Linked DNA regions of Homo sapiens: region 1 is linked to region 2. The links are chromatin loops, found by intact Hi-C in ENCODE. Cell type or tissue: K562. All regions are shown on one strand. Links, peaks and the distances in the headings refer to the core of each region. The heading gives the core; the rest is flanking DNA. Region 1 overlaps ARMC2 (armadillo repeat containing 2). Region 2 overlaps PPIL6 (peptidylprolyl isomerase like 6).

What was found. Hi-C counts contacts between places; a loop is a spot of excess contacts. Peaks named below come from ENCODE experiments on the same cell type or tissue, not always from the same donor. Only the 100,000 strongest peaks of a DNase experiment are listed, where the experiment ranks them.
Region 1: a loop joins it to region 2, with 3 times the contacts of the local background. A loop is called at or near these places in 2 of 110 quality-filtered maps.

Annotation. Positions count from the first base shown.
Region 1 is chr6:108,911,743-108,917,125 of GRCh38, forward strand. ARMC2 (armadillo repeat containing 2) reads left to right here. Exons shown (of 18, transcript NM_032131.6): 10 at 593-816. The region is part of intron 2 of ARMC2-AS1 (ARMC2 antisense RNA 1); the gene reads right to left. Among named protein-coding and RNA genes, the nearest start is that of ARMC2-AS1, 9.7 kb to the right of the region's middle. In K562, for the core only: a CTCF peak has its summit at 2,684 (motif pointing right); a DNase peak (open chromatin) is centred at 2,659; H3K27me3 peaks cover 124 bases.
Region 2 is chr6:109,394,155-109,399,537 of GRCh38, forward strand. All of the region lies in intron 7 of PPIL6 (peptidylprolyl isomerase like 6), which reads right to left. Among named protein-coding and RNA genes, the nearest start is that of CD164, 14 kb to the left of the region's middle. RefSeq lists a silencer at 2,992-3,286. In K562, for the core only: a CTCF peak has its summit at 3,071; a DNase peak (open chromatin) is centred at 3,107.

The DNA of each region.
Region 1 (5,383 bases), core at 126-5,125, 480 kb before region 2:
GACTTTAATATAATTAAATGTGAGATATGCATTATTAACGTTATTGGATTTGCCTGGATTACTCGTAAAACCAAGTAGTGGTATGTTATTTGAATAAATGTTCTTAAGTTGTCTTGGGAAAAGGATAGGCGTTATATTCAAGTTATCTTTCTAGGGTGATTGAGATTTTTTTTTAAGCCCCTTCATGGATTTCCCACTAAGAATACAGTTACAAATATATTCTTAAAGGCTTGTTGAAGTTTAACTCTTAGATGTGTTAAATTATTAGTATTCTATGACTCAAAATTTTTGTAACAAAAAATAAAGGTCAATAAATAATTAGTAAGAGGCAAGGAATGACATTAATTAAAAGAATACTTTCTCATTTATTTATTAACAATCCCATCCTTCTGCTGAAATTACTATTACAGAGACTTATCTTAGCTAAAAGTAAGCTTTTCTCTTATACTATATAACTCTTAACAAGCACTTGAATGTAGATTTTGATAAATATATTTTACGAAGTGTATTTTATGTTCACACACAAGTGCTTTAATATATTTCTCTCCAGCTGTTATACTCAGACATTTATAATAATTAATCTTTTTGACAGAATCATTATTGGAGGTACTAAGAAGTGAAGACCTGCAAACTAACATGGAAGCTTTTTTATACTGTATGGGGTCTATAAAGTTCATTTCTGGAAATCTGGGATTTCTTAATGAAATGATCAGCAAAGGTGCTGTGGAAATACTGATAAATTTGATAAAACAAATAAATGAGAACATCAAGAAATGTGGTACATTTTTGCCTAATTCGGGCCACTTGCTAGTCCAGGTAAGTATTTTACTTGAAAACGTTAGATGTGTAAAATTAGTTTTCACATTGCCTAATGCCAGTTTTAAAAGAATGGCATGCAAGAGGCCCCTACAGCCAGGTGTGGGTGCCTGGCCTCCAAGGGCAGCAGCCATAGCCCACCTCCACCCCATGAGGGCCTGGTGCCTGTTGTCCTGGACAGGCTATTCCATGGCTATTACAAGAGCAGCTCTCCACACAGCATGCGCTTTCACTGCCCTGCAGAGAAAGCAGGCCTGGAAGAAGGAAAAAGTTGTACCTCTCTGCAAAACAATTGCATGTTAGAGTCAAAATTTTAACAAGCTGCTTAGAGTGTTGAAGATGGGCCTGGCCTGGAGATGATTTATGATGATTGGTAGCTAATGTCATTACTCTTGTAAGAAACAGAAGGTAACGGGATTGAGTGGACAGTCACTGAGGTGGGTATGTAGATATCAGGCAGCCCCGAGACTGTAGGAATGCAGGGAACAAAACTGGACGCATGGAATATAAACAGAGCAGGTAGACCAATTTTGTTATATGTTAGGGTTTTATTACTTCTGTTGTAGCAGATTAAATTTCATAGTTAAATTATTTTCACTGGAGCTGCTCTGGCTTGGATACTCTTTTAGATGAGATTTTACTTTTTAATAGCATTCATATATCAAATAATAGCATCTTTGATGTAATAATTCATAGGATTCGAAATGTGTTTGTCAATTAATGAGGATTGATTGAGCACTCAGAGCACACTAAGCCATTGGGAAACTGTGTTAAAAATTAGATTTAGGCCCTGCCTTCAAGATGCTTAAAATATTTAGGATGATTATTAATTTTGGACTTTGTGGTCTGTCTCCATTTTGAAGAAGATTGTGAAAACCTCTTTTAGTCATCAATGATGCACAGTTTTTCTGTATGCCCTGTTTTGGCTAGGAAGACTTCAGAAACATTTTCCATGCTCCCAGTGTTATCGAATCATTTAATTTTTTCCCTCAATGAAAATAGTAATTTCTAATTATAGAATAATTATATTTCCTGTTAAAATGCTGAAAAGTATAAGGAAGAATATAAAAATCACCTGCAATTTTTTCACCCTGAGATAACACCTCCAGCATTTTGGTGGTCATTTATATACATATACATAATTTAATAGAATTCTCACTTTTTAAATAACCCGTTACTTTTAATAGTCACTTTTGTTTGTTTGCTATCATTCTCTTCCCTCCCTGTTTCTCCTTCTGGTTTATCCATTTAGCTAACATTGTTCACACTGATGTGTTCAGCACCTTTTAGTACACACACAGGATTCAACAAATGGAATATTCTATGCCCTTCTCTCTCCTCATTTAACAATATGTAGTAAAAATCCCTTGAGTTAACCCTAAAGACTTATTTAATTCTTCTTAATGACTGCATAATATTCTGTGATTAGGATATATCTCAAATTCTCAGCCATTCCCATATTGAGATATTCACTCTGTTTTAAATTTTTATGTAACAGCTTATGGGATTCTTGTCTAGTTAATCTCTTTCCAACCCCATCTTATACATATATAAATGTGGTTTGCTGTTTGCATCAACTATATCACTGTGTGTGTATGTCTGTGTGTGTGTATGTGTGTGTATGTGTGTGCACCCACACACATATGATCAGTGGGTATGAAGGGAAGTTGAGTGTTACTGTGACCAAAAATATATCAAATCAAGAAAGGGGACCTCTGGTGTGCACATATAGTATATTACTCCCTGTGTTACTCTTTTATGTCCCTTTCCCCTGGATTCAGCATCCTTAGGTGCAAACTGATTCACCAGGTCGGATCCCCCCTCCTTTCCTGACATTTGTGTCCCCCCACCTCTAGGGGGCGCTGTAGAAGTTCCTCCTCACTGCCCACCACCACCTGCCACCACCTGATGGCAGTGGGCTCTGTCATTGTCTCCAAAGCCTTTCTTGGAACCAGCCTAAGGCCTGGCATGGGTGACCCACACCCCTGTCTAGCAGGAGAAAATGGAGCCCATGATGGCATCCACCCGAACTTACTCCAGCTGTGGTCACCAAATGCCATTTGTATCAACTGTATCACTGTTTGTGTGTTTACAGATTTGGGAAGGAAGGAGACATTGTTTTAGTCTTTGTCATTTGCAGAATCCCCTGAATGGGACATTTCCTCATATTTAATGAAAACAAAAGCTGTTTTGTATCATACAAATGATAAAATGTAAGCAACAAGACTTCACTCCAAGAGCAGATGAAAGCCTCTGCTTTTGTGAATGTGTAACACTGACTGACTTTTCACCAGCCGGTTCATGTGCAAATTCAGCCAGACAGATCTGGCCACAAGCAGAAGTGTCTGTTTACACCAGCTTTGAGAACCTGGTAACTCCAGCTCAGCAGGCATTTTTTTTTTTTTCTTTTTGAGACAGAGTTTTGCTTTTGTCACCCAGGTTGGAGTGCAATGGTGTGACCTTGGCTCACTGCAACCTCCACCTCCCAGGTTCAAGCGATTCTCCTGCCTCAGCCTCCTGAGTAGCTGGGATTACAGGCACCCGCCACCACGCCTGGCTAATTTTTTTTGTATTTTTAGTAGAGACAGGGTTTCACCATGTTGGCCATGCTAGTCTCAAACTCATGACCTCAGGTGATCTGCCCACCTCGGCCTCCCAAAGTGCTGGGATTATAGGTGTGAGTTACTGTGCCTGGCCAGGAGGCATTTTTAAAAGCAGCTTTTTTCAATTGAAAAAATAAATAAATTACTTGTGGCTGTAGTAAGAATAAAATAATGTCTGCCAGCCAGAGAGAACATGACGAGGGCCAAAAAGATACAAGCAGGCAACATCTAGTGGCGTGACTGCTTTTCTTCTATGACTTTCAACCCCAAGAACCTCAGGAGCTTTGGCCCACTTTCTGGGGACCTCATATTACAGAACTTCGCTTGCTTTAACATCTGGCACAGCGTTAGAGTCATCTTGTTTTCCAAAAGCAGCTCCGTTGGGCTCATTGAAAGAGTGGAAAACATCTTCCAAAGCTGGACCCTGAAGATTGTGCAGGATTTGGGAAACTAGAACAAAGGGAAAAGGATGTTGAACACTCAAGTGGGAAATAAATAAGGTGTGTTTGGGAGGTGCTGAAGAGGTAGGGCTGTCTAGAGTAGAGATTCTGTGTGGGAATCTTGGAAGGTGAGATTCACAAGGTACAGCCACGAGTCTTGAATACCAGCTGCCAAGAGTGGACTTGGGGCAACAAGGAGCAGTTGGAGGTGAGTGCATGGGGGGACGAGATGAGATCAGAGCGGCAGAAAGATGAATGTGCACAAAATGTTAAACTGATAAAGACCAAATAGCTGAAAAGTGATGGGAGGAGAACGTATCCGTGATACATGACAGATTGGAGGGCTAAGATCTCAAACACAGCAGCCCCAGTTAAGAGGCATTGCTGCAGTTAGATTTTAGACTGATTAGAATGGAGACAAAGGAATGGGTATGAAGGAAAAGCTCCTTCAAAGCAGACGGACTAATGTTGCTTAGAGGAAAAAAAAACACAGTGTTGAACTTTGGAAGGTCTTCTTTGTGTTGTTTCTTACATATATGTATACGTATGGCTGTATGTATTGATATATGTTTATCACCTGGTGGCTGAAATCAAGAGACACTCATTTCACAAGTTTTGTGGCGTGGCTGCTCTGTGTCAAACATGTTCTGGGTGATGAGTAAGACAGGAGAGCTGTCAGTAGGCACCTACTTTTTGGTGATCCCTGTATCCAGATAATAGTATTCCAATGCTTATTCTTCTGCAAAATTATGGTACTTCCACATGGCCAACATTGCATTCAGTTCTGCATGTCAGAAATGTAATAGCATTTTGAGAAGGACAAGATGCTCAGAGAAACTGGGTGCTGCCACCTGTGCATCAAGTCAAAGCGTGAATAGCCCCAGGCTGGCAAAACTGGAGATGCGAGTTTGTCTGTAAAGTCGTAAGAGTAAAGCAGGTTAAACTGTGCATGTTCACTGAACTCCAGAACACTAGAATTTAGGGTGAGCTCCCTGGAACTTGGAAAAACAGAAATATAGGCCAACTAACAGGCAAGGCCCCTAAATGCCAGTAGTAAATTGCACCACCAAGGAGGTGGCACAGATGGAAAGAGGGACTTGTCAGTGTTGCTCTAGAATGGATTATCATGAGGTGTTAGGGTTCGTCTGTGACCTTTAAAGAGCTACAGTCGGGCAGGCATGACACAGGAGCTGAAGGAAACTCCTGGGGTCACCTCCATCTGAAAGTCTGTTTTGGTCTCTGTTGTGCCCTTTCCTGGAGAACAGAAGAGTCTTCTGTCTATGTCACAATCACAACTAAGCCCAAATTCTCCCGGTGTCTCCTTTGTCCTCTGTGTCTTGAGAACATCATGTACAAAGCTGCTTTGCTGTGATTGAAGGAAATCTCAATGTACTTACATTAACAGCTAGGTAATTTATAGGTGTACAATGTAACTATTAAAGCTCAGATTGACTTGAACTTGCATGCCTATTTTTTGGATTCACTTGTACTTCCAATCTGTTTTTTCTTTACAGCCTGACCCAG
Region 2 (5,383 bases), core at 247-5,246:
GAGCACAGCAGTTTGAGACTAGCCTGGGGACAACCTGGTGAAACCCTGTCTCTAATAAAATACCAAAAATTAACTGGGCTTGGTGGTGCACACCTGTAATCCCAGCTGCTCAGGAGGCTGAGGCAGGAGAATTGCTTCAACCCAGGAGGTGGAGGTTGCAGTGAGCTGAGTTTGCACCACTGCACTCAGCCTGGGCCATAGAGCGAGACTTATCTCAAAAAAAAAAAAAAAAAAAAAAGCCATGCTAGTTTACATCTCTGTAGACAATTGCTGGCCATGAGCTAGAACTTCCTGGGGAGTGGAGCTAGACTTCTGATGGTTCTTTCAATTAAAAAAGGGCAGAGAGACAGGCCAAGACATAGGACTGGTGCCCTCTGTCAGTGCTTGGGCTTGGACAGTGGCTGAGGGGAAGGGTGCAACTTCCATCTCATGAGCCTTTATAGGAGCATGGTCAGTGCCGACACCAAGTGTACTCTAGCCCTCTCTTTGCCTTTGGGCTCTATTTTTGCCATCCCAATAAAAAACCATGACACAGGACAACATTCTGAGGATGAAGGGCAGAGGATAAATAGATTCATTTCTGTCCAAAGAGAGTATGAAGCCTGTTCTCCAACAAGACAAGATAAGCAAAGGCACAGGGACTGTTCTTGGAGTGATGGTACTATGGTTTGGTTGCAGCTTGGCTGCCAGTCTACAAATTGTTTCCAAATTACATTTCCAGCTCTGACTCAGCTTGAATATCCACCTCCTGGGATGCCACCAACTGGCTATCCTATAGGTATCCTAATATGAAACTTGTCCAACTTGAACTCATGATTTTCTCTCCCAAATCCTCCTCCTTATATTCTCTATCTTGGTGAATGGTACCACCCCTCCAACCAGTTCCCAAATCCTAGGAGTTACTCTAGACCTGCACTGCCCAATATGGATGCCACTAGCTACATATCGCTATTTAAACTTAATTATAGGCTGGGAGTTGCAGTGGCTCACACCTGTAATCCCAGCACTTTAGGAGGCTGAGGCGGGTGGATCACTTGAGGTCAGGAGTTCAAGACTAGCTTGGCCAACATGGGGAAAACCCATCTCTACTAAAAATACAAAAATTAGCTGGGCATGGTGGTGCATGCCTATAATCCCAGCTACTTGGGTGGCGGAGGCATGAGAATTGCTTAAACCCGGGAGGCAGAGGTTGCAGTGAGCTGAGATCGCACCACTGCACTCCAGCCTGGGTGACAGAGTGAGACCCTGTCTCAAAAAAAAAAAACCCTTAATTAGAATTAAATATAGTTCCTTAGTCACACTAGCCACATTTCAAGTGCCCAGTGGCCACATGTGGCCAGTGGCTGTCATACTGGGCCGTGCAGAATACAGGACATTTCCATCGTCACAGAGAGTTCTACTGGACAGTGCTGGCCTGGACTCCTCTCAGGCCCTCACCCCCGACTCTAACTTCTTTTTTTTTTTTTTTTTTGAGACAGTCTTACTCTGTCGCCAGGCTGGAGTACAGTGGCGCAATCTCGGCTCACTGCAACCTCTGCCTCCCAGGTTCAAGCGATTCTCCTGCCTCAGCCTCCCGAGCAGCCGGGATTACAGGCATCTGCCACCATGCGTGGCTAACTTTTTGTATTTTTAGTAGAGACGGGGTTTTACCATGTTGGCCAGGATGGTCTCGATCTCTTTTTTTTTTTTTTTTTTTCCTGAGACGGAGTCTCACCCTGTCACCAAGTCTGTAGTGCAGTGGTGCGATCTCCGCTCACTGCAAGCTCCGCCTCCCGGGTTGACACCATTCTGCCTCAGTCTCCCAAGTAGCTGGGACTACAGGCGCCTGCCACCACGCCCGGCTAATTTTTTGTATTTTTTTTAGTAGAGATGAGGTTTCACCGTGTTAGCCAGGATGGTCTCGATCGCTTGACCTCGTGATCGGCCCACCTCGGACTCCCAAAGTGCTTCTCTACTCTAACTTCTCAATGTCTTGAGTTTGTCCACTTATCACCTGCTCATCTGTACTGCTGATGCTTTAGAGCAGGACTTCATTTATGGCCTGTTATAACCATAGCTTCTTAAGTGGTCTTGCTACTTCCTTTTCATTCTTTGCCAATTCATTCCTCACTTCTGCTAAAGAGATTTTTTCTTCAAAATGAGAAGCTGGTTATGTCGCTCACAATGTAAAATTCTCCCATGGCCCCCATCACCTTTGCGTGAGGTTCCTGCTCAGCAGCATGGCACCCGCAGTCCATTGGGAGTTGGACCCTTGCTGACCCTCTTATCCGGCCTCCACCCTTTCCATTCTCCCCTAAGTACCAAGCTCTGCCCAGAACAGATGACTTGTAGATAAGATGCTCTCTTACTCCTCAGGGCCTCTCTGCGAAACCTCTTCACTCTTCCTAAAACTGATTTGACTCATTGTGATTTCTAGCTTCTCTATCTGGCTAACTTCTACGTGACATTTCACTCCTCAGCTCACCTTCTCATGAAACTTTCCATGACCCCCTCCCACCTTACAAGTCTCTTAAAATGAAATAATTCCCCCTCCCCCAAACCCCTTCTACAATGGGTGCACGTGAATGGAGAGCTTACAGGCTTGTTTTGTGATATTCTTTCCCTATGAGCCCACTGGGCCAGCCATGCTCTGTGGATTGCTACAGTCTTTCCTGAAGGACATTCCCAGTGTCATCCATCTGAGAGAGCGGCAGGTTCATGTACCTGGAAACTGGGCTTGGAAGGAGTGCCTGTCTTGGATCAGAGAGGAATATTCTTTATCTCTCTGGACCTTGCTAACCATGTCTGGGCTTCCAAAAGCTCAGACACACCTGGGGATACTGAGAGATGATAGGGAAGAGGCAGCCCTACAACTGGGAAGGAAGGTATCCCTGAAGGAGTTCTATTTCATTAGTTTAACTAGATTATCTAGTTGCCTATTATGTTTTACATTTCTGCTTCTCCCTTAGCACTCTGTAAGGTCTTATTTAAATATTCCAGCCCAGCCCCAACTGTGATTTGGAGACTTTGTTTTTAATTTGGAGATTTAAGGAATACACTGAGATCATACTTGAGGCAGAATAGCAGAATAGAAGGAGGGCAGTGCCTCCCTGAGGACAGAGTGGTGATAACAAAAATTAGAGATTTCTCCAAGAGGAAGGTGGATCATAGAGAACAGGAACCATCAAAAGGAGACCGAGTGCTCTCCACTCCATTGCCGCCCTGTAACGCTCTGTGTTCGCTTTGGTGAAGGGAGTTGGAGGGTGTTTTCTTACCCATCTCCCAATGCACCCTGTACACAGTTTGCATGGCCCATGTCTCACTGTCACATAGCTATTGGCTATTTGACCTTGTTTTCATAACATACTCTAAGCTCGCTGAAGAGCAGGGATTGTACCTTGTCGCTCTTTTTCCCCAGCACTGAGTACCATGAATGGCATACTGCAGGTGCCTAAAGAAATTCTGCTTGAATGAGTTGGGAAAACAGCAGAAGTGAAGGCTGAACAAAGGATGTGGGGCCAGAGGACCTGGAATGCCACTCTAGACTTCAGGCTGTGCAGATGTGGAGGTGGTAATGGAGGCACTAAATGTTTTAAAGTAGTCATGTTTGTGTTTGAGAAAGGTACCTTTAGCTGAGATATAAAAGATCACCAGGAAGTTGGTAGAGGACAGAGACTGTCAGCAACATGACAGAGATTTAAATGGTCCAAGAAATGTTATTTGGATTTAAATGATTCAAGAAATGTTATTTGGATTTAAAACTTTTTTTTTTTTTTTTAAATGGTGTCTCACCCTGTCGTCAGACTGGAGTGCAGTGGTGCGATCTCGGCTCACTGCAACCTCCCCCTGCTGGGTTCAAGCAATTCTCCTGCCTCAGCCTCCTGAGTAGCTGGGACTACAGGTGTGTGCCACCATGCCCAGCTAATTTTTGTATTTTTAGGAGAGATGGGGTTTCACCATGTTGGCCAGGATGGTCTTGAACTCCTGACCTCATGATCTACCCGCCTTGGCCTCCCAAAGTGCTGGGATTACAGGCGTGAGCCACCGCGTCCAGCCTTAAAACTAATTTAATAATGCATTTTCGAAATCAGAATACAATTTATTGGGGACCAGGGAAAACTTAAGACAAGTCATTGTTTTACGTTATGCATCTATTAATGTAATGTTATCTCTTTAAAGATATCCTATGGATGAAAATACACTTTCTATTTTTTCAACCTGGAAGTATCACAGAAAGCATTACACTAAAGGAATTACTGTGGTTAAAATGAACACTGGCATGACATTCCAGGTGCTGGAGAGTCAATAATTATCCCTATGGAGTGGGTGGAATAAATCTAACAGTTATTCAGAAAAATACAAACACTTTACATTATCTCAGGGAAGAAGAAGTAAGCCCTGCCTCATATTCACTCAGTAATTAAAGAGAGAGATGAAACACTGGAGTGATGAAAAGTATTTCTATCATCCATTTTAGGTCCACATGGCTTTAAGCATCTTGCTAATAATATTCTAATAATAACTATTACCTGTGATGTTTTCATATTTAAAATCGTTCAGTAAAAAAAGTTATATGTAACTTGAATAGTTTTCATCTACCTCTTCATGATGTCCATGGACAATTATTGAAATGACTTCACCTCTTCACTTCTACATATTAGTATATTATTAAGCACTGTGGTATGATTCATAGTAATAAAGAATTGATAATATCCTTAAGGCTGAAGATTTGATAGATGGATAGATAGAGACACAGAAAGAACATTATTGTGACTATGCCTAAATGGTTTCTGTTTTTATTTTTTTATTTTGTCTTATATATTTTTTGAGGTAGGGTCTCATTCTGTTGCCCAGGCTGGAGTGCAGTGGCACAATCATGGCTCCCAGGCTCAAGCAATCCTCCCACCGAAACTTCTTCAGTAGCTGGGACTACAGGCACACACCACCACACCCAGCTAATTTTTATTTATTTATTTATTTATTTATTTATTTAAGACAGAGTCTTGCTCTGTCGCCCAGGATGGAGTGCAGTGGCACGATCTCGGCTCACTGCAACCTCTGCCTCCTGGGTTCAAGCAATTATCCTGCCTCAGCCTCCCGAGTAGCCGGGACTACAGGTGCATGCCACCACGCCTGGCTAATTTTTTGTATTTTTAGTGGAGATGGGGTTTCGCCATGTTGGCCAGGCTGGTCTGGAACTTCTGCCCTCGAGTGATCTGCCTGCCTCAGCCTCCCAAAGTGCTGGGATTACAGGTGTGAGCCACTGCACCCGGCCTATTTATTTATTTTTGAGACAGAGTCTTGCTGTGTCACCCCGGCTGGAGTGCAGTGGCATGATCTTGGCTCACTGCAACCACCTCCCAGGTTCATGTGATTCTCCTGCCTCAGCCTCCGGAGTGGCTGG